Linked DNA regions of Mus musculus: all the other regions are linked to region 3. The links are chromatin loops, found by intact Hi-C in ENCODE. Cell type or tissue: left cerebral cortex. All regions are shown on one strand.

Region 1 (8,000 bases), 120 kb after region 3:
ATAACGTCGGGACAGCCCTTAATTTGTGGCTGTGTGCTCTAACTTTGACCTTAGGCACCCACCTTCCGCAAGGTACAACTTCTAGAGCGGCAGGAGGGCGGGCAGTGCGACCCTGGGCAAGCGTCCCGGGAAATGACCTCAAACACCGAGCAACCCTGCCCCACCTCCCCTGGGCTTTCAGATCGACCCCGACACAAACCCAACACTGTTTACAAAACCAGGTTAAACAGACAACAAACCGTCCTCGGCAAGGACCTCCTTTCCCATGCCAGGCCAGCCACGCTGGGTCAGGGAAGGATCCGCTGATCGGCGTAGGGCCGGGCAGAGGTCGCAGGTCCCCAGCAATGCCCGGTGATGCTCGGCAGGACCCCGGCGGCGGGCACGTGCGGGAACCGGTGAGGGGCTAAGCCAGAGACCCGCCGCGGCCGAGCGCAACCCGGAAAGAAGCGAGGCAGGTAGCTCTGGGGACCCGTCACCTGGCAGGGCAACGCGGTGGCCACTTACGAATCTCCCAGGAAATCGTGGAAGCGGATGCGGCCGATGGTGGTATTGGCCTCAAAGTTGGGGGCTTCGTCCCCGAGAAGCAACCCTCCGGGCATGGCGGCAGTGGTGACGCTGAGAACAAGGAGGCGCAGCCGCAGCAGTGAGCAGCGGGCGGGCTCCTGCGGAGACCTAGATCAGTGCTGGCCGAGTGGGCGGGGCTGGGGCGGGGCTGGGGCGGGGTGGGGCGACCGCGAGTCTGGCGGCTGCGGTTCTTCACGTGGAGCTTGCAGGCAAGGGAGATTCTGGAGCTAAAGAAGGCCACGTGCAATAGGAAGGAAGCGCAAGACCGAGAATTGCGGGGACTTGTAGATCTGGCGGCTCTGCAAAGATGCTCTAGGAGAAGGCGGAATTAGCGCAAATCCTCTGACATTCTCACCCCTGTTGGACTTACAATTTAGAGGTCTTGGGGTATAGCCCTCTTTTACTATGAGCATCTAGTAGTTGGCTGAATGACTGACTACTCAGCCAACCTGGGTTTCAGAAGTTTTTCAGGATGTGGCAAGAACCAGACTTGTGACGTGGGCTAAGTCAGAGGAAGTGGCTTTCTTATTGCAGCAAACATTCTGTACCAATGTCAATAAGAGGGCAATGGAAAGAACCGTTTTTTTTTTTTTTTAAATTTTGCCTCCCCATTCCTGGAGTTCCTTATAAAATGCTCAACACATTATTCCTAAAGTTTAAATATAGGTTTCACAACAGGCTTCTTGAGATCGAGTGTATGCAAGTGAATTCCCACCTGAAGAAATGGGACATTTTGATCCACTGACTTCCTATTTCCTAAGCACAAAGTGGAGAAAGATGCCTGCCCTTATTAGAGACAGATGGCAGACATTCTGCACAGAAACCAGAATCTGTTAGAAGCTCAGCCTGGTGATCGCAAACCAGAAACCCCAACTACTCTGGAGAAAGGAGAAGGACTGTAAATTCTGAGCTACAGAGGAAGTTCAAGGCCAACCTGGGGAACTTAGAGTCTGTCTCAAAATAAAGGGGAATGAGGAAGCAGGTGTGCGGCAGGATGCTTGACTGGAGTGTGGGAGGCCCTAGGTCCAATCGCCAGCGCTAAGGTGTGGTGGAGGACAATGTATTAGAAAGCCCCGAGTCCTAGCTGGAGAAACTAAAGCGAGTTTATGTAAGTTAAGTGAGGCTACCTGGAGGTCAGCTTCAGATTGTGTGGCCCAGCCTGGGGAAGCCTGCAGGACAGTAGACTACTTAGAACATGGCAGGTGCTCTCAGAGTGGTAGCTATTATTAGATGACACAATTCACGCAGTAACTCTCACTTTCCTTATTGCTAGCTAGACACCGTGCGAGGCCTGATGTGAGACATAGTCCCAGCTCTTACAGGAAAAGTGCAGTTATGATATCATGTAAGGTGATATGGACAGGGGAGCTGTGAGTGTTTGTTGTTCGGTGTGAGGAATCCTCTGGAACAGACTCAACGGATTTAAAGGAAAGCGTGTGGCGGTGCTGAGTGCAGCGACCCACTGTACCCTGCGTTTTCATCATGGTGATAAGCCCTGTCTTTGTGTCTGCATGCATACTGGTCTTGCCTGCTTCACAGAGATTACTGCCATGCGTTTTAAAGTTAAGGTAACTTAATCTCTAGCTTGACTCCACCCTTCTGTTTTGAAAGCACGTATCTTCACTTTATTTATTATGTATTTTCACAGTAGGGAAGCAGGGTAGCTTGACCTTAAGGAACTATAAGCAGTGTTGCAAAGATGGGCTAAAAATCAGATACACCACAATAAAGAGACTGGATGCAGACTCAAAGTGGCTGATCTCTATCAAAGGCATAATTACATAGCCACCACTTTAAACTAAGCGAGTATAGTAAGATAAACACCTATTCCAATCTATAGTGCCAGAAGTAGCCTGCTGGTGGTGATTTAGTAACCGTGCTCTAGCCTTGGCAAAAGTTGGAATTCTTTAAAGGTAGAGATTAACATGTCTGTTTGCTTGATTGTTTTTCAAGACAGGATTTCTTTGTGTATCACTGGCTGTTCTGGAATATGATCTGTAAACCGGGCTGGTCTCCAGCTCACAGAGATCTGCCTCCCTGTGTGATCAAAGGTGTGCGCCACTGCCCAGTTGAGATTAACATTTTTGACAACACAGTTTATTTCACAAGACACTTAAATTTCTGTCTTCTGAGAAGTCCACAGATCTAGCATCAGAAGGCTATAGGCCCACTTGGAAACAGTGGTTACAAAATAGCCTTTTCTTTTCATGACTTTTTCTTTTCCTTTATTACTGTTTCTTCATTCTGTTCCTCATATTGTGAACATGAACAATGAAGACGATTTTATTCAAGGCAAAAGCCTGGTATAGTATATGTCCCTGTGAAAGCAAAGAACATTCTCATGTATTTAGTATGTGAATAAAGTTACAAGGCCACTGTGTTTGACCCTTGTAGGTAAGTGAGTTTGACCTTGCCTTATATGTAAGGAACCAGGACACTACAGGAGGACAGTGAAGACCATTTTCTCAAGGACCAGTGAGAAGCACAGTGGGAAAGGGAGGGGCTCGCTGTGGGATAGGCCAGAACATGGGAAGGAAACAGGCTAAGAGAACCCTTTGCTATGAAGGACTGAAGGCTCTGCCGTCAGGAGGAAGTGCTTTCAAACAACCTAATGGCTGGAGAGAACACCATGGTCCTTAGAATTATCTCCTGAGGGCTAACAAGGAAGTGCAGGAACTTCCAGTGGGATGGTGTCTGATTCACACAACAATTCTAACTGCTTCAAAATATCAAAATCTCTCTCTCTGTCTCTGTCTGTCTCTGTCTCTGTCTCTCTGTCTCTCTCTCTCTTAGTCTGTGGACTTTTAGGAAGAGGAAAGGAGGAAGGAAAAGAGGTATAGGGAGAAAAATCAACAAGAACAAAGTATATATTGAAACCCAGCACTTTGTGTGTTAATAAAAACATTAAAAAATGTTGGTTTAAACTGTATGTACATTTACCAAAAAGATTATACTAGAATATTCCTAAGACAATGTCATAGGGACAGCATAACTATTCACATCACCCATGCATGTTACAAAGGAAATGAATTGTTGGTAGCGATGCGGTAAAGGTAAACTATTGGACAGCCAGCAGAATGGAGCCTCCCTAGCTTCACGCAGTGATAGGGGTCAGAGTCTCTCTCTCTCTCTCTCTCTCTCTCTCTCTCTCTCTCTCTCTCTCTCCCTCACATGCCCCCAGAGGCCTCTTTCCTTCTCTTTCTGTCTTTTTCTGTCTCCCTTTCCCTGCTTCTACCCCTTTCCACGTTCCTGCTCTGCTCCTTGGCTCCCTTCCCCCAGTAAACTTCTTTTTGTCCTAGGCCTGTCTTTCAGGGGACCCCTTGGCAGGGCTCACTGAGGTGTTTCTCCTGCATTGTTATGTAATTATTATGTGTTTTATAAAACACAAAGGGTGAATACATAAAAAGAGTGTTTTGCATTCTCAGGACTCAATAACCACTTTACAACTCTTGATAAGAGTGTTAACTGGGCTGGAGAGATGACTCAGCAGCTAACAGTACTGTGTGCTCTTCCAGAGGTCCTGAATTCAATTCCCAGCAAGCACATGGTGGTTTACAACCATCTGTAATGGGATCCGATGCCCTCTTCTGGTGTGTCTGCAGACAGCAACAGTGTACTCACATATATAAAATAAATAAGTCTTAAAAAAAAAACAAAAGTGTTAACAACTCACTCTTAATGCTTTTTTTATTTTAAAAAGTTCTTCCTGGGCTGGAGAGATGGCTCACTGACTGCTCTTCCGAAAGTCCTGAGTTCAATTCCCAGCAACCACATGGTGGTTCATGACCATCTGTAATGAGATCTGACGCCCTCTTCTGGGGAGCCTGAAGACAGCAACAGTGTACTTACATATAATAAATAAATAAATCTTAAAAAAAAAATGTTCTTCCTGCTCTTTTCTGCTCATCTCTCTTTTCTTTCACAACTTGGAACACATCTTGTTAAATCCAGTGGGCGCTTTTCTTCACTTTCTATGTGTTGGGCAGAGTTGACTACTTTATTATTTTGGAGCCACTTCTTTTCAGCTTCCGCAGCACCAAACTCTCCTGTTTTCCCTCCTTTCTTACAGGCAGGTCTTTCTCCTTTCTCTTTCTTCCAAGTGTTGGTTCTTCCCAGAGCATTCTCTCTCTCTCTCTCTCTCTCTCTCTCTCTCTCTCTCTCTCTCTCCATGCCTATCGAGGCTTCCCCTCCCTCCTCTCTTTCTAATCCCACCCTCTCACCTCCCCTCCCCTCACTCTCTTCCCTTCCCTTCAGAGAAGGGGGTCCTCCCATGGATGTCAACCCCACCTTGGCATATCAAGTTGCAGTAGGACTAGGCACATCTCCTACTGAGGCTGGGCAAGGCAGCCTGCTTAGGGGAAAGGGATCCAAAGGCAGGCAATGTTGTCAGAGACAGCCCCTGTTCTTGCTCTTAGGGGACCCACACAAAGCGAGCTGCACATCTGTGTCATATGTGTAGGGGGTCTAGGCTTTAAACTACACTTATATGCTGAAAATGTTCATTTTTATCTTGAGAAAAGCTCAAGGCTTGTATATCCATCTGACATATGACCAATATGTAATTCTTAATCCTCACTGCCCTCCACCCCACAAAATTATTTGCCCTATGCTGTCTCATCAGTGACTCCCTTTATGCTTGCTGCAAAGCATATCTTTGTCTTACCCATTGCCTCTTTATGGAGGCACACTCCTTTCTAGCTTCACAATTGCCTTTCATTGTCCTAGTTGTGCGATCAGAACTGTTCAAGTTACACGCCCCCTCCTTTGATAGACAGCCTGCTGTCAACAGACATGGAGATCTCTCCATTGGAGTACAGGGTGTCCTGAAAGGGATTCTCAAGACTGGACAAAGAGGAAAGGCCTTATCTTTTTCTGTTCTGTTTTCCTCCCTTCATGTGATAGAGAACAGATCAGCCCACAGCCGGCCTTGATGAAACAGATCATGAGGATAGCTTTCCCTCAGTGTTATGTGGATGGGAGTTAAACACTGTTAATTATTGCCTAGTGTGTTCATGTCACGGTAGGTGTTTATTGGTAGCAGTTTTTGAATATGCTGTCAGGAGTGACATTTGACTTTTTGGTTGACAGCTGTGGAACCTTTCCCTTGTGCCCAGCCATCTTAAGTGGTGGCCTGACAACCAAGGGGGCTCTTTCTTATTTGACAATCAGTCTGATGGTCATCATGGTTGCTTAGAACCCCTCTCAGATGCCCCGAGAAAAAGCCACACCGGCCATGAAAACCAGTGCCATCAGAAGCCACAAGTGCTTGCTTGCTCCAGTCATGACTGCTCTAGACAACACCCAACCACGTCTAGAGCTTTCTTTTGACTGTGATCTTGTTGTAGTTGTTCAGAGTAGCCCCACCTGTCTTCCAGCTATTATTCAGGAGCAAAAAGGCTATGGCTGGCAGAAGGAAACTGTACATTAAAAGCTTGTGACTGGGAAAACTGGAAGCAGGACACAAGCATACCATTCCCCTTTTTCTGGACAAATGAGCATCCTGCTTCTCTCCTCGGATCAGGCTTCCCTCCTATATACCATGTGTCTGGTAACAGAAGGCCCTAATAGCTCTCTATTGGTTGCTTATTGCCTTTTTTTTTTTTTTTTTTTTTTTAAAGTAGAGTAGTTGAGCCGGTTGCACTTAGAGCAGATAAAACTCTGGGCCTTCCAGACTAGGCCCTTAGTAGGTATTTCAAAGCATCACTTACAAGGTGGTTGGAGGGTGATGTGGGAGTCCAGAGGCCCTGGGAAACTCCTGAGGCCACACATTCTTGGCTAACTCAGAAGCGAGGAAGCCACGGAAGAGTTCCAGAGAAGAGTTGGGGACTGAGACCGAATGACTGTGGAAGTGCTACAAGGGAAGCTCTCTGAGGAGAGCTGAGAAGGTGGAAGGTAAAAGACTGCAAACTACGGGCCAAGTGAAAGGTGCGTAGACCCTAGCCGCTGGGAAAGCTCTAGAAAATCTCCAAAGGTTAAGTGCTGAGGGGCGTGGTCACAAGCTTGGCCTTAGCCATACAAGGAGTGCTGAGGGGCGTGGTCACAAGCTTGGCGTTGGCCATACAAGGCCACTCGCCTTTAAAGCCCAGAGAATTAAGCCTGTGACTTGAGTACTGAGGGCTGTCTGTCCCTGGCTTTGAAAACCCAGGGCCTTAAGCCTCTGGCTCTCAAGGCCCACTGCCAAAAGCCTCAGTCTCTGAAAGCCCAGGGCAATAAACTTCTGGTTTTCAAAGCCTTGGGCCACAAGTCTGATTCTCAGGGTCTAGAGCTAGAAGTCTCAGAGTTGAAAAGCCTTTGGACATTGAACTCCCAAAATTAAATGGAAAGAAGGACCTCAAACTTAAAATAGGGTCATATAGTTGGGCTGAAGTGAATGGACGACTTGAATCCCGAGTTACTCTGACTGAATCTCCTCAGCCAGTGGAGGGAGCTTGTCTTTCTTCAAAGAGCCTGGAGCAGGTGCCCCACAGAAAGGAAAGGTTGCCTACTTTCCTTCAAACCAACCTCCAAGCCTTCTTATTATCATTATGCACACCACAAGGCTCAAGTTGCAATGAGTGTCACTCATTGCTGAGTTCAGATTCCCAGGTTTGTCTTCTTTAAGGAGTCTCTGGTCTTCGCTGCAGGGGAGTGTGGGCCAAGACAACCTGACAAACAGCAGGCTCCAGATCCTTAAACACAATGGTTTTGTTTAAGAATGTACTTCACTGTGTCCTGTACTTAATGTCAACAGGTAATGTGATGACCATTAACTAGAAGACTTCACTGCTGTGAAACACATCCATGGTGACAGTTGTCCAACTCAGGGCTTATCAGCACTGCCGAATTGCACTGCCAATGGCAAATTAAGCACACTACATCCCTGGTATTCTGGTACTTCAGTGTCATGAAAGCCTTGGGCAGAAGAAGCAGGACATTGGGCACAGGCTGTGTAGAGATTTGTTCTCAGTGTTCTGACTGCTGAGTCACTTTGATCAAATGCCTAGGATCGAGCTATTGTTCCGAGGAGAAGTGTGGATTCGCCCTAGCCCTTGACTACTGAATGTAAGCACTGCTAATGTAAACTTTCTTATTTTACAGAGGGGTAAACAGGATTGTGTAAGCGGAATATTTACAAATGCTATTTGTCACCAACCCACTTTCCCAATAGTGTTGGCCAGGTAGGGTTATTTCACAATTAACAATAGAATTCTTTGTAAGATTTTGACTGGTGGATTGATAGTTCAGAACTTATTTCTCCCTCCCCCGCTTGGGTTCTACTTTTGTATCCCTAAGTGTGTAGTTGGTTCTTAGTAGTAAGCATCCGGTCTTCATTTTCATCTCATCTTAGTTGAGAAACAAACAAACAAAAAGACCAAAGCAAAGGTGCAGATCTCATGCAGACATAGATTCTGCCCTGCTGCATGCCAGGCTCATCTCTGTGATCAATATCCTTGCAA
Region 2 (8,000 bases), 61 kb before region 3:
CACTGTTCTCAAAAGCAGTTGGCTATGAAGTCTCTTCCCTGAGGGAACTAATGTTCCAAGCAGGAATCTAGGCACGACAGTTTTAGTCAATTTAGGAGTATGGTTTTACTTCTATAGAATAACTAACAATTAGATTGCTGGAAACTTATAATAACTGATAAATGTAGACACGTCTTTAATCCCAGCACGCAGGTGGCAGAGGCAGGTAGACTTCTGTGGGTTCTAGGCCAGCCTGATCCATACAGTTAATTTTAGGCCAAACACTGTAAGACTCTGTCTTCAAACAAAACAAAAGGCTGCTGTTGTATGGAGTATGTGGAGTCCTTGCAGAGAAAAAGTCTAAATTACAAGGTTTCAACCCAAGTCAGTGAGCTACATTAATCAGCTCAACATAAAAAAAAGAGCAAATCCAGGGCTGGAGAGATGGCTCAGCGGTTAAGAGCATTGACTGCTTTTCCAGAGGTCCTGAGTTCAATTCTCAGCAACTACATGGTGGCTCATAACCATCTGTAATGGGATCTGATGCCCTCTTCTGGTGTGTCTGAAGACCATGACAATTTACTCATATACATAAAATAAAATAAATCTTTAAAAAGAAAAAAGAGCAAAGCTGTGTGGGGCTTCTGGGAGCAAGCCCTACCTTACTTCTATTTGCCTATTCTTTCCTATGTCCATAATCACAAGAATGGAAGACATTCCATCAGTAAGCTACTATTAGTTAAGAAAATAAAAATATTTTTCACTGGCTTAAGTCCTCACAAGAAAATTTTATTAATTTTGTAAACTTTTCTTTCACATAGTATAATCCAAAGATAATACTGTAGAGAATTAGAAACATTTGATTGGGCATATTCCTCCCTAAATAGAAAGAGATAATATACAATTTTTAAAAAGATTTATTTATTATATGTAAATACACTGTAGCTGTCTTTAGACACATCAGAAGAGGGCATTAGATCTCATTATGGATGGTTGTGAGTCACCATGTGGTTGCTGGGATTTGAACTCAGGACCTTTGGAACAGCAGTCAGTGTTCTTAACTGTTGAGCCATCTCTCCAGCCCTCTTCTTTTTTTAAAAAGATTTATTTATTTATTATATGTAAGTACACTGTAGCTGTCTTCAGACACTCCAGAAGAGGGAGTCAGATCTTGTTACAGATGGTTGTGAGCCACCATGTGGTTGCTGGGATTTGAACTCAGGACCTTCAGAAGAGTAGTCAGTGCTCTTAACCGCTAAGCCATCTCTCCAGCCCTCTTCTTTATTTCAAATAGTTTATTTATAAAGGGAAAACCAGGGCTGGAAAGGTGGCTCAGAGACTTAGAGTGCTTCTTGCTCTTCTAGAGGTCCCAGCTTTAATTCCCAGCACCCAGATGGCAGCTCACAACTGTTGGTAACTCTAGTTTCATGGAATTAGACACCCTTTTCAGGCCTCCATAGGCATCAGATATGCATACAACCAAACATACATACAGGTAAACTACCCATAGACATAAAATAAACATAAATACCAAGGGAAAGAGAAGCGACCACCAATGTGCGTTCTCTAGGCCTTTTGGAAAGCAAAGAGGCATTCCTTTGTGACTCTACAAGGATGATACTGCAGACATTAAGGGAAAGAATACAGTTTAAAAAAAATGCTCCAAGAACGTTACTATGGCAAAGCTGTAAGAGTCTACACTGTCACTCAGCACAATGTCGACGGTTATATACAAGCAGTTTAAGAACATGATTCTTGTCAAGACAATTAATGTTTGCATCCAGCATGCTGAACACTCTAAGAGCCAAGGTAGCGTCTTTCATGTGACAAACATCAACCCACATTTTGAACTTCTTTAGAGAGTTAATATGCTAGTATGCTTCAGAACAGAAGAGAGGAGCAATAAGAAACACAGCAATGAATGGGCTTTGAGCCTAATGGATGACTGCTCCCAGTTTTAAGCTTTTTTTTACTTACATTTTGAATGAAGTAAACTTGTTTTCCTATGCTTCTGCAGCTTCATAGCTGCCTCACAGAATCCTAGTCTATTCCCACTTACTGCTTATGAGTTTTGTAAACTCTGCTCAGGATTATTTCAGTCCTCCGGTGGGTCACGTTTTATCGTTATTCCCTTTAACCGATATTAGTACTTACTGGGAATAACACTATTAGACTTTTTCAAAACAAAACAGAACGGAAAAGGCAGTGACTTCCGAGAAATTACAAAAGTGGCAAATATTATTCTCTGCCTGGATAAAAACTAGCAAAGGTTGGAACTATTTGGGAAAACGACCTCCATGTATTCCTGAACCATTTTCTTCAGTTTACCTGCGGTACTGAATCCATCCACACAGAGTGACTTCTTGGCCTAAGTGGGACGAACGCAACTCTCCACATGTGTTGGTCCGAGCAACAAAGCTACTGAATTCTTTAAGAAGAGAAGGAAAAAGCACTTTAAAAGGCATCAGTAAGAATGTTTGTAGTTTTCTTTAAAAATACTCTCCATTCATGATGTATCAGCTCTTTCAGGTCAATGGGTGAAGTTGTAAAAATTTTAAATTAGATGTGTGTGTGTGTGTTTATGTGTGCGTACCCACAGGTATGTGGGCTCACATGCCACGGTGCCCCTGTGGAAGTCAGAGGACAACTTGTTGGATTCTGTTCTCTTCTTCCATTCACAGTGTGAGTTTTGGGAGTCAACTCTGGTACTCAGGCTTGGCAGGAAGTGCCTGAAGCCACTGAGCCATCTTGTAGGTCTGATGTAGTTTATAAAATAGCCTAGATTATACAATATCCCTATTGTGTTTACCTGCACAAGTGTCAAGGCCCAAGCAAATAACTGCCCCAAAGGAAAATTTTGCCTTCTGTTTAAAAATCTAAACCTTGTACATAAACTAGCACTTGAAGGGACATAAAATGGTAGCTGTCCATTTTGGTAAGTGACATATAATTTTAGAAATTACCTGCTTGACAGTGCAGTTAGTATTTAACTTTAGTACAAGTATAGTTTATAACAATCATTTGTAAATCAATAAACTATTAGAAAAGATTTTATTTAAATTATTACTTTAGTTTTTCTACTAATAGTATACACTACACAGGCTATCTACTTTTTTTTTATAATCAAGGGGGGGACCTTAATTATAACTAATCAAGAGAATGAATGACCTGGTATTAAAATGCAGTTAGAATCAGGGAAACAAGCTGTCAAAAACAGGCGGAAGCTCGTAGCTGCCTTCACCTGGAATTCTTTGTGAACTCAACGCCAGATTTCTGGAAAGAGAACCCCAGATTGGCCGCATGGTCTTCCCGATGGGTCTGGATAAACCCCTGCATAGACGACTTAACCAAAAACCAAGATACATGTTGAAGTCCCGGGATCCGGAGAGACAATCACGAATCCCACGCTGCAGGTGTGGTGGTGCTCAAAACTCGGTTTTCGGAATACCTGGGAACCCTTAAAATTCTAGTTCCCACGCAAATGCATCCAGACCCTGCTCCGCTGAACGTTCTAGTATCTACAAAGTAGATTGACCTGCAAGGTCTCCAGAGACCTTAGGTGAGTGGGTAGGGGGAAAGCCTTTGCTTCCTTCAGTGCATCAGTTCCCACTTTAATTAAACAAGGCTGAGCCCCGAAGATGCCTCAACAGCAGCGCCAGTGCCAGAGCGCCCCAGCCGGAAGGCCGGCCACCAGGCGCGCGTCCTCCCTTTATTCCCACGTATCTCGAAGGTGACCAGGGCATAAGCAGAAATATAAGGAGGTGCAGCCTCGTGTTTCAACTTTCCCAAACCTGGCGGCCCATCCTGGATTTTCCTGAAAGGTGAAGACGAACAAATCCAAACAGCTCTGAGGTTCAAACCCAGACACAAACCACATCCACAAGCCAGTCCCTCTGACGCCCGGCGAGCGCCAAAGTTACGCAAGGATTCCGGCCAATCAGGACGAGGGCGCCTCCGCCATGTTTATTGTGGGCGGCAGTATGCGGGAAAGTTTCGCACCGGTTGGAAAACGGAAGAACAACGCGGCGCAATAGGGGATTGGGAATTTGAGGCTATTGATTGAAGCCTTCCAAGCCTTGCCCTCAGTTAAAATGACGACTTCAGTTGCTTTCAGTTACGTGAAATCGGAGGGCCACAGGCGAGGCTTTCCGAGTCGGCCGCAGGGCAAGTCGGGAAATGATTTTAAACTGGAGGGCGTGGCGTGTGTGGAAAAGCGCCTAGACGAGCGGAACTTTCAAGTCTACCTTTGATCCCCGGAGAGCTCCGGAGAAGGGTCTTTGGGGACTCCCTGTTTTTCGTGGGCCGGCGCCAGCTTCCGAAGAGCGAGGATCATAGAGCCGGGCAGCTTGGGAAGCCGAGCTGTCTCTCCCGGGGGAAGTCGCAGGTCTTGCTCGAGCCTGAGGGAAGCTAGGTTCACTCCAGGACTCCTGATGTCTCTTCTGAACTCACCGGGGATTGCTTCGGTTCTCTCTTAAGCAGTCATTTTGGCCACTTTCTTCTTCTTAAAAAACCAAAACCTTTCGTCTCGACGTAGTCTTGGAGCAAAACTTGAAGGATGATTCGTGAATCCGGAGTGGATGACAGTGTCTTTACGACATAGTTTTGGTAAGAGCTTTTGGGTCCTCGACTGGCCGTGTACTGCATTTCTTTCTGTTGTGTGACTGTTGTCTTTGCAATGCTTTTGTGTATTTAAGATGTGTACAAACGGAAGCTAACGTCAACGTGAGCGTTAGTATGGGAGCAGTGGGTTGACTTTTGTGGCAATATTGCAGTGACTAACTCAGGGACTTTCTTCATGGACTAACCACAAGAAAAACTACTGAGTTTTAGTTGTGTGTTAGGAACTGAGTACAAGAGAATTTGATGAGAGATATAGTTCCGTGGATACTAGAAAGAGGCTGATAGGACCCTTTGCCACGGGCATAAGAGTCAAAGGAGGCGAAGAATTGAGAAATTCGTAGAACCTTTCCCTCCAGTCACCTGGCAACATAGCAGCGTACTTACTAATAGGGTCGTTTGAGGAGTGAACAGTAGTACCAGATATGTCCCAGGACTAGGGAGGCTGAGGCAAGAGAATTGCCGTGAGTTCTAGGCCAACCTGGGCTACACAGAGAGACTGTCACTCGATATAAACAAAACACCCCCAAACAAAAGAATATTCGTTAAAGGCTTAATCTTTGTTAAGTGCTTACAAACATGCCTGAAAAGTAATGTATACTTAGCAGTTATTGTACTAGTTAGCCTACTTTAAAGAAAGATTCTGTATAAACAGAACTGATGAAGACTCCTATCTAAATAGCAAACAAGTGGGGAGAAGAACGGGAGGAGGTGGTGGCAGAGGGAAGACGCTGCCTTCTGAAGGAAAGTTCAGTTGATGGAAGATTTTTAACAGAGGGGTTCGGATAAGTGGGACCTGCATGGCTGCTATGGACAGGAAGAATTTGTAAAGTCAAAAATAATAAAAAAGACTAGGAGCTCTCCTGCCAAACCCAATACTGCTCTGATGAGAAGGCCAAGGGTGTCTGTAAAGATAAAGATGTCTTCCAGAAGTTGGCCTGGGACCTCCACAGGCATAAGAGCCGAAGGAACTTCTCCTGGTAGCAGCAGCCCCAGTTCTTGGTTCCTCCTGACCCCCACTGAAGGTCCTTCTGTAAGTCCTGGAAGCAGGCAGGACAGGAGGTGGGACTCTTAATCCAAACCACCTGAAAGCAACGAGAAAGGACAAGACAGGGAGGGCCATTAACCTAAACCCACTGAGGTGCACATTAGTGGGAGGCTCACCAGGAGTGTGGCCAAGGCTCACATCATGGGAATACTTTATGCCTGTGGGAAAATGAAAAAATGCTTATTTAAATGTTGCATCCCTGTCTGTGGTGCTTTTTATTTGATTTTATTTTTTAATACTTCTGTGTGTGTGCATGTACTGTGGTGTGTGCGGTGTGGGTGCAGTGGTCAGAGGACAAGGTGCAGGGGTCAGTTCTCTCCTACTGTGCGGATTCCAGGATTTGAACTCAGGCTGTCTAACTTGAGTTTTGAGAATCCAGATAAAGCTAAGAAGGTTCCAAAGCAGGAGGAATTAATGACAAGAGATGACTGCTCCCCTAAAATAGATAGCTGGCTCTTCCAGGTGATTTACCCTCCATAGAGAATGTTGTCACCACCCTCCTGTGGCACACTACTCCTGTGGAGGAGGAAATAGCCACGCCCCCTGAGGTGTGTGTGTGTGTGTGTGTGTAAGAGAGAGAGAGAGAGAGAGAGAGAGAGAGAGAGAGAGAGAGAGAGAGATCTTGCTTTCCAGGAACCACTCCATTGTCAGTTCCATCAAATCCATTGACAGTTACTGGAGGCATTTCCTCTGCAGGTTAAGTTCTGGTTACAGGATGTTGCTGGTCTGGGGTTGTGTCTATAAAGATGCCTTCCAGTTTTCAGACTAGAAATCTCATATCTTTCTGGCTACTGGGATTATATATATATATTCTTAATTGTTACATGTAAGTATACTGTAGCTGTCTTCAGACACACCAGAAGAGGACATCGGATCTCATTACAGATGGTTGTGAGCCACCATGTGGTGCTGGGATTTGAACTCAGGACCTTTGGAAGAGCAATCAGTGCTCTTAACCGCAGAGCCATCTCACCAGCCCTGGCAACTGGGATTGTTAAATGGCAAAGCCAGCAGGGGTGAGCAGTGCCCCAGCCTGGGAGCATGGTTTTCTTTTTCCCTGGGGATCTGGGGCCAGTGTAGTGACTGGTCATTCTGTTGCTATTATTGCTTTGCAGCCTCCTTCAGGAAAGGGGTGTTTGAGAACAGGGACCAGGAAGTGGGAGGAAAGTGGAGCTAGAGCCCACAAAGATGCTCTGGATTCAGACTCTGGAGACCAGCATCAGAGTGCACACCTAACTTTATTGTTTATTACATAAGTTTATTTAGCTAATTACGGTTCGTTTATGTATTCAAGAGCAAATTGGGGTGCAACCTGTGTTTAGCCAAATCTGACTACCCTGTCCTTGAGCGTGTCTGTGAGTCTGTAGAGGAGGGGCCAGTCCTTCCACCCCCCTATACCTGTGGAGATTTCTGTGAAGACAGGGGAAGTAGCCACTGTCCTAGCCTGGGTCCTTTGTGTTGTCTCTCTGTGTGCAGGGAGCGGTGTCAGATCATACATTGTGTACAGGAGATCTGGACTCTTTAAGGAGTTTCAGAAGCTTGTGGTGCCTCACGCCCCTTCCCATTTCTTCCTCCACCAGGTTTATCTCCACACCCCCTACAGGGGGGCTAACTGTGATATAACAGCCTTTGCTCCCTTGTTAGAGTCTTCCAACTTCCAGGGACCCTGGAAGAGAGCTATCCACCCACCATGCCAGTTGTCATAAATGGTCTGTCTTTCCATGTGTTCACTTAAAGCCATTTCATGTCTTTCTTCAGTTTTTGAATTTGGTAAAGCCAGATTAGAGACAGCTCTTTAGGGTTATTGTGAAGCCCCTGCTGTGCTCAGCCTTCATGGTGGTCTCGGAAGTCTCCTTTGTAACGTGCATATTACATTATTTGACTTATTCTAGAGTTCATACTGAAAGGTTTCTTGTATTGATATTTCTTTTCACAATAAGAGAATAGTAGCTAAGATAAGAAACGAGTATGATGTAGAAAAGGTGGAGAGTAGAAAAGAGAGAGAGTAAGAATGTGCATGTAAGAGAACAATGTGCATGAATTAACTTTTTATATATTTTTTTTATATTTTTTTTTCTTCTTGTTCCGGCCTCGCTATCTCAGGCCCAAAGATTTATTTATTTATTTTATGTATTAGTACACTGTAGCTGTTTTCAGACACACCAGAAAAGGGCGTCAGATCTCATTATGGATGGTTATGAGCCACCATGTGGTTGCTGGGATTTGAATCAGGACCTCTGGCAGAGCAGTCAGTGCTCTTAACTGCCCAGCCGTCTCTCCAGTCCCCTGACTTTTTAGTGATTAGAGTTCCAGTTACCTTTTTTTTTTTTTTAAATGCAGACCATGGATTCCTGTG
Region 3 (8,000 bases):
TGAATCTTTTAAAAAACATTAAAACTACGAAAGAATACCTTTAATGAGAGCTTTCGATCTTTCCTGGTCCATAGAGCCTGCCCCCCAGCCAGAGGAAAGAGCCCAGAGGAGCTGCTCATTCAGACAATTATTCAGTAGTCATTAGGTGCTGTGAGGTTATGGTGTTGGGCATTAGGTTCTATGGGGGAACTTACAATCTGTGAGAGAGAATGAGCACGCATCCAAAAAATCACAATACAGACTTGCTTTCACTCCAAGTCTCTTTAGCGGCAGCTGAGGATAGACCCAGCACTGCCGTGGAAAGGTTACTTCCTGAGTTTTAGCAGCAGAAGGAATGGATAGGGGAAACGTGATCATAGCCTAATGTAGGCAGCATTCAGTCAAAGTAGGACCAAAGAATAATGGGTAGGCTGACCACTGGCCAAGTCTGATAATAAAAACTGTAACTCAACAACTGATGGCATTAGAATTATCAACATCATTTTAAAAAGCTGACAGCATTGTGTAATAAAACTAAAGGAAAAGGAGCTCCTGGCATTGAGTGAGTCTGTGTATATTTTATATAGAAATTCCTAATACACTAAAAACATTGCCACAGTCTGGTTTTCCTTTATAAAATCCCAGTACCGAGAAGGGGAATTGGGCATAAAGTCTCACTCCAACCAAAAAGCTATTTGCAACTGATAGCTGCTGAGAGAGGAAAATTCAGGTTTCACTGAGTATATCAACCACAGTCCAGGCTAGGCCCCGTGCTCAGGAGGGACTAGCTAACATAAAACATACTCCATGTTGTTGTTGTTGGTGGTGGTGGTGGTGGTGGTGGTGGAGGTGGTGGTGGTGGTGGTGGTGGTGGTGTGTGTGTGTGTGTGTGTGTGTGTGTGTGCGCATGCAGTTAAAAGGGAAAAGAACAGGAACTTGCATGGGTAGGGAGTAGGGAGGACCTGGAAGGAGCTGGGGGAAGGGAAAGAATATGGTCAAAACTATATTAAACTATATTGGAATGTAGGAGTTAGATTTCTAAAGAGTTTGGATTTTCTGGTTCTTAATATTTAAATCTGCCTTTTTGCATAGTAGTTTTTTGTTACCCATAATCATTAAGTGTGAAATTTTGTGAGCTTACTATAAATGTAATACCCTGTACAATAGAGAGGTCAAACTATATTATACAAAACTTTTTTAAAAATAAAATTTAATTTAAAAATATTAAGTTATTATTTTAGCAATTACATAAGATTTATTTACATTTATGGCGACCGAGGATGAGACAAAAACTGGTGGTTTTTATAATCATGCTAGAAAAAGAAGTGGTGAAGCACTTAATATATGTGTGGTTAGTTTCTTCTAGTATGTTAAAATCTAATATTTTCTTACTATAGGGTCATGAGTACTTCCTAATGCTGTATCATGGGCACACACAGCAGCAAAGTGAACAGGACAAGAGAAAGCACAACAGTTCAAAGCCACTTGATGTATCAATAACAAATCTGAAAAGGACATCGATTCTCACTCTTTACTTGAACTTCATCTTGAGATCTTGCTGCCGCTGCCTGTAAGGTGCTGGGATTTACAGGTTTGCAAGGCCACGTCCAGCCTTCCTCCTAGTCCTAAGTCCTGTCCTTATTATGATGGGATGCCTCTTTTCTATGAGGGTCTCTGTGTTGTTTATCTTTGATGTTAAGTGACATGTGACAAAATAAGTTTGTAACCATAATACAAGTCTAAACAATGAATAAATACAACTGACTTGTTTCAATAAAGATTCTAGTACAATTTCTTAAGACAGATTGAGAAAAGGCATTAGTAAATTCTGGAGGAAGGCAGACTGGCACTACATACTTTTCTATTTTTCTACATCTATTTTAGTCTTTAAGCTTTACTGTAATGCAGCTATTTTAGTAAGCATATTGATGAACCCCAGTAAAATAATCAAACCATAACTGGGAATGCAGTACAGCATCTTACAAATACTACTTTTCCTTGGCAACAGACTCCTCTATATTGTACAGGGTATTACATTTATAGTAAGCTCACAAAATTTCACACTTAATGATTATGGATAACAAAAAACTACTATGCAAAAAGGCAGATTTAAATATTAAGAACCAGAAAATCCAAACTCTTTAGAAATCTAACTCCTACATATAAAATATAAAGCTGTAGTAGGGTATGGTGGTGCACACCTTTTAATTCAGCACTTGGGAGATACTGGCAGGTGGATCTCGGATTTTGAGGGCAGTTTGGTCTACATAGCACGTTCCAAGACAGCTAGGACTGCATAATAGTTCTTGTTTCAAAGCAAACAAACGAGCAAAGAAACCCAAAAATCCCTAGACAACACAAAACAACACAACCAAATAAACGAAGTTGCTATTTTCTGACATTACTAGTTTCGATTTACTTGAAACAAGAACGATTAATTCCAAGCAGGATTTGTTAAGGTTTGTGAATAAATAATCGTAAACGATGCACTGTTAGTAGAAGCTTAATTTCAATCACTGAAATCAATGTTTCATATTCTTAAAAAGGCTTACCTGCGCATTGGCTTTCCTTCCCTGCACCATGAAAAGTATCCTTCACCGTGTTCTAAAGCCGTACCTTCAACAAGAGAGAAGTAGTAGCTTACTAAAAACTGTTCGAGTTCTCCAGCAACTTGTATAATCACTTCACTCATTTCGTCTGTAATCAGGAATCTTACATCCTAATGTAATCTTTGCGTAGATGCGCAATCATAATGTAATGCCTTTAAGAGGACTATCACTAACTAAAGATGCTAAGGTGACAGATTATATGTGAATGTGAGGGTGACTGGGAAAGCAGTCAGGATCAAAATAGTCATGATCGCTAGTTGGTGTTTTCTGCTCAAGAAGCACCTGGGGAGTTTTTTGATTTTTTAACTTCACCATCAAGTATATTTGCAGAGTAATCACTTGATACCAGCAGCAGTACTAATTTAGTGACTCGGATAGGAAAAGCATTGTTTTAGCACTGAATCCGAAGGTTGTTAACTTATTCTGAAGTGACAAGCAGGCCGGAGGCGGTTGCCTTTAAAAACAACTCCACTTCCGACCAGCCCAGCCCGGGCAGCTTGAACAAGGGCAGGGAAAGTAGTTCTAGACTACAACTCTCCCAAGCTCTCGTCTTAGTCGCCGAAATATTGTTCACCGCCAGGATCTTGCTGGCTTCCAGAGAGAAAATGGGAGGCAGAGTGCTCGCTCCCTTAGAATTCCAAGTGAAGCTGTCCAGGATGCGGAGTCCTGCGTCCCCAGCAAGCATTGCACAGCCTTGCCCTGGCTTCAAGACACCTCGGGCAGCCAGCAGCAGCGCAGCCTGGAGCCCTGAAAGGCCCGACCGAGGAACCCTACCGTCCCTTAGAGGCACGACTGACAGGCAGCCTAGAAAGCACTGCCCTGACCCCGCCGGGCAGTTCGGCAAGTTGAGCTCATAGATCTGCAAAGCGAGACCTAGGGCTCTGTTCTCCATCCCGTGCTCTAGAGCTCTGACTTACTGGCTTTGACACTTTTCTCTCTGCGGCACCCTCTCTGCCTTCTCCGCCCTCTCTGCCTCCACCTCTGGAGCCGCTAGCGCAGGCAGGATGCGGCTCCTGCAGCGATTTCCTTTCCCTGCACCCGCCCAGATCCAGAAACAGGAAGCGGTCCGATGGCTAAATCCTTCCCACGGAACTGCACGTGTTCGGGCAAGTAGTTCCGTCATGGCTCCGGAAGTAGCTGTGCCTTTCGCTGAGCGTTTCCCAGGACTGGTACCATTAGTCGATCTGACTTTTACAATATACTTAGAGAGCAACCAAATAAAATATGTATGAGGTGAGGGTTTCATTTTTGAGTATATAACTAAAAGTCTGTTGCTGATGTATTGAAAACTATACAAGGCTATTATTAACCAAAATTTCTTTAGCTGAACTTTATTTGACATCTATAGACTCTGTGCAGTTGTTTTTGATAGGAAATATACCTCATATTAATAAACTTGTAGTGGGAATGATTGGTCTTTAAATTCAACTTCTAATTCTAGTTCTATGATACACTTTGTCATTTGGCCAAGTTTTTTCTTCATATGTACCAGTGATATATAAGTAAATAATATATGTACTAGTAACAGCTATGGATACCCCATTTATTATCAAATACTTAGCATATAACATTGTGTATTAGTTTATCAGTTCTAGTATCTCTCTTATTGAAGGATTTATTACCATTTTTCCAAATGGTGGTAGCATTATGTTTCAGATAGTGCCATTCCAGTCGGTACCAAAGCGTTATGTAACTTACAAAAGGGTAAGGGTATCTACGGAGCATAGCCTGTAAGGGTTAGAGCCACAACTTGATGCCGTGTACAATGGTTCTAGATTCTGGCCACAATTATATTATATCTTCCTCCAGAAAGGTTCAAGGATTCTCGTTGGTCCATATTATTGGTACTTTCAACTTTAATTTTTTGCCAATCTGATGGGTATAAAATAGTTTAGATGTACATTTTTCTGATCCATTGAAATGGCATCTTATATGTGCACCTCTCAGGTTTCTTTTGTGTAGATTGTCTAAAAGTCATCTTCAAAGTGACTCAGATTCTTCCAAAATATGAGTCATGATTTTAATTCTTTATAGCTATACAGTTCTATAGCAAGGGAGTTATAAAAACATTAAGGAATGCTAGTAACTAAAATGGGCTTTTAAGCCAGGGTGAAAGTAATATTTCCTATTCTTAACCCATTGATTCCTTCTTAACCTACTACCCACTGTAAGCTGGCTTGTGCTTCAACTACTCTGTTTCTTTTTAAAGGGGAGGAGTTCAGTGTGAATCAGCTCTTCATATTTATGCCAATTAACAAAGTATACATAAAAATAAACATATGAAAAAACTGGCATTTCCAATTATTATAGAACTCCTACAATCCCATAGGCGTCCTCTTAGGGATCCTAAATTTCTAGTTGAAAATATACTTAGAACTGGTTTTATAATGTGTGAGTCTGGGGCAATAAACAATACTCTGGGGGCCAATGAGCTTAACTTTTAGACATTTGATGAGAAATAGTGTCCTATTTGTCATGTTTAAAGGACATAGAATCCAAGGCTTAGTTGTAAACAAGACCCATGAGACTCTTGGTTTTGTCAAATCTTCATTTCTGAGGAAATAGACATTATAAAATTAAAACACAAGTTGTGTGGTTGCTTAATTACAATATCAGTATATCTGAAAGTGATGTACAGGATTTGCATTAAGAAAATATGTAGCAGGGAATCCATATCTGGTCTCAGTGATCAGGGAAAATATGGTTGGCAGCACTTAAGATATTCCTTGGTGTTCTTTGTCCCCAGTAATTGGTACCTTATGCATGTAGCCATCTCCTTTTTTGCCATTGTGATTATTATAATGTATTAAAAGGATGGGGTGTGGTTCTTCAACATGATGTTGTTTGGACGTTCCAGTCACCAGAATGAGATCAACAAACTTCTTTTCTTTATAAAGTATATAGTCGTAGCTATTTTGTTATCACAACACATAGGTTTCTATGATGGAGAAACAGAAGATCTTTGTCCTGGTGCTAACTTCATGATCTCAAGCAAATGCTTTATTCTAACTTCAGTTTTCTTACCTATATGTTGATATTTCACTCCTTGCAACTTTCTGAGTCAAGAGTTATTTGTAGAGGTGGGGGAAGATAACTCAATTTTTAAAATGTTCGTCTTGTATGTGTGGAGCCCTGGTTTCAATCCCCAGCAAACTCCTGTCGGAAGTTCTGAGGTTGTGTTGTGTAACAGAACTTTTCCTGGGAAGATGTAACACACATTATCTAATTACCCTAGATAGGGAACTCATAACAGACCATAGTATGGGTACCACCCAAAGTCCAACTTGGTGAACCAATGAATTTTATTGGGATTACTTTCAGGAATATGGGTAAAGGTTACTCACAGGAGCAGAAATGACAGCTGCACCACCAAAATCTACACCATTGTGTAGTGCATGAGTGACAGCTCACAAATTTGGGAACCTAGAACACACTGCACAACCTGTTTGGAGAGTATCCTTTCCTAGATGCCTCAGTTAATCTGAACCTTTTCCAGGCAGCTGGTCTGGTTTGGAGCACTTCTTTGAAGATTTTCTCTCCTGAGAGTCTTCTTTGCAACTTAGCTTGTCTAAGTCTCCTTGGCAGCTGGACTCATCCAAGGGTCTTCTTTGCAGTTCTGTGTTCTTCAGTCTGAGCTTTTTTCCCTTCCTCTGGCAGTGAGAGCCCTAGTGAATCTAGTCAATTTCAGAGACTTCCTTAAGCTATTTGAGTTGTTTGTCTTCCTGCTCAAGGAGCTCCTCTACAGGATAGGATGTTTCAGACCTGGAGGAAACTGTTACACAACAGGTTGTAATGAAACTTTAGAGGCCTCAAATTGACATACTAAGGGTTGGGTCATTATACCCTACAACATTAAATGTGTTTGAAATATATATAATGAAAGTACACAAGCCGGGCAGTGGTGGTACATGCCTTTAATCCCAGCACTTGGGAGGCAGAGGCAGGTGGATTTCTGAGTTGGAGGCCAGCCTGGTCTACAGAGTGAGTTCCAGGACAGCCAGGGCTACACAGAGAAACCCTGTCTTGAAAACCAAAAAGGAGGAAAAAAAGAAAAAAAAAGAAAGTGCACAAATAGAATAAAAAAGATGGTTGCATTTCTTGTGTAGAGAAACACCTCCTTAACCATAACTGATTTTTTAAAGGGCTTGGAGAATGGGGAGATGGATCAGTGGGTAAAGTGTTCATGGTACAAGCATAAAGATTTCAGTTACTGGAATGGATGCTTATTCTAGATATGAATTTGCCTTTTCTGGTTGTAATGCTGCTGCCAAAGCTCCCAACCATGGCCATGCAGAGTGCTTTATCCATCCTCATAATGTTCCACCTAGAATTACTTCTTACCAAGGACTTCACTTTACAAAGAAGTGTACCAGTGAACTCACTGAATTCACTGTTGTTACCTTGTACTCCACAACCCTGAAGCAACTGGCATGACAGGATGATGGAATGGTCTTTGAAAACCACACTTATGTTGTGATTTTTAAGGGAAGTTAGACTTTTGTCTGTTTTTTTTTTTTTTAATTTGGCCTATTCTAAGCCAAGGGACCAGTGTATAGTATTGTCCTGGTAATTGTCAGCCTCTCTTATGCTGTCTATTGGAATGCTGGGTGTGAACAAAGCAGGTTGTTCTCTAGGAAAGCAGAAAGCCAGGGCAGCATATTATTTTGTCTTTAATTAGCTAAACACCTAAGTCCTTCATGTCATGGGTCTCTGAGAACTCAAGATAGAACTCCACAATGAAGATCCAATGAACCCTCAAAGCAAAATCTCAAACAAGAATCTATCAGGTGTGCACAGATCTCCTGAGTGATGGTCTCTTGGTTGCTAGCATCAGATTGACTAAGAAAATTTCCTTCAGTTTAATTTGTAGATAGTACACTTATTTTACCAGTGTGGTGGTTTGAATATGCTTGGCCTAGGGAATGGCACTATTAGGAGGTGTGGCCTTGTTAGAGGAAGTGTGTCACTGTGGGGATGAGCTTTGAGACCCTCCTTCTAGCTGCCTGGGGGACAGTCTTTTCCTGTTGGCCTTCAGAGCAAGATGTAGAACTCTCACCTCCTCCAGCACCATGCCTGCTTGGATGCTGCCATGCTTCCTGCCATGATGATAGTGGACTGAACCTCAGAACTTGCAAGCTATCCCCAATTAAATACTGTCCTTTATAAGAATTGCCTTGAGCTGGGCAGTGGTGGTGCACACCTTTAATCCCAGCACTTGGGAGGCAGAGGCAGGCAGATTTCTGAGTTTGAGGCCAGCCTGGTCTACAGAGTGAGTTCCAGGACAGCTAGGGCTACACAGAGAAACCTGTCTCAAAAAACAAAACAAAACAAAAACAGAATTGCCTTGGTCACAGTGTCTCTTCAGAGATGTAAACCCCTTTAAGACAGCCAGCACTAATCCAAATTCCACAC

What was found. Hi-C counts contacts between places; a loop is a spot of excess contacts. Peaks named below come from ENCODE experiments on the same cell type or tissue, not always from the same donor. Only the 100,000 strongest peaks of a DNase experiment are listed, where the experiment ranks them.
Region 1: it touches region 3 in a loop (2.0-fold over the local background); 6 of 42 quality-filtered maps call a loop at or near these places.
Region 2: it touches region 3 in a loop (6-fold over the local background); 7 of 42 quality-filtered maps call a loop at or near these places.

Annotation. Positions count from the first base shown.
Region 1 is chr1:161,250,518-161,258,517 of GRCm38, forward strand. Prdx6 (peroxiredoxin 6) reads right to left here and starts at 693. Exons shown (of 5, transcript NM_007453.4): 1 at 505-693. The coding sequence starts at 599. In left cerebral cortex, CTCF peaks have their summits at 609, 4,190 (motif pointing left) and 4,392 (motif pointing left); DNase peaks (open chromatin) are centred at 190 and 721; H3K4me3 peaks cover 1,149 bases; H3K27ac peaks cover 911 bases.
Region 2 is chr1:161,066,773-161,074,772 of GRCm38, forward strand. Dars2 (aspartyl-tRNA synthetase 2 (mitochondrial)) reads right to left here and starts at 3,888. Exons shown (of 17, transcript NM_172644.4): 1 at 3,221-3,888; 2 at 2,308-2,407. The coding sequence starts at 3,344. It overlaps Cenpl (centromere protein L), which reads left to right and starts at 3,995. Exons shown (of 5, transcript NM_001159930.2): 1 at 3,995-4,584; 2 at 7,985-8,000. The coding sequence starts at 7,988. In left cerebral cortex, a CTCF peak has its summit at 3,712; DNase peaks (open chromatin) are centred at 3,415 and 3,988; H3K4me3 peaks cover 2,106 bases; H3K27ac peaks cover 727 bases.
Region 3 is chr1:161,127,858-161,135,857 of GRCm38, forward strand. Klhl20 (kelch-like 20) reads right to left here and starts at 3,622. Exons shown (of 12, transcript NM_001039482.1): 1 at 3,506-3,622; 2 at 2,532-2,595. The coding sequence starts at 2,539. In left cerebral cortex, a CTCF peak has its summit at 3,553; DNase peaks (open chromatin) are centred at 3,110 and 3,661; H3K4me3 peaks cover 1,812 bases; H3K27ac peaks cover 1,287 bases.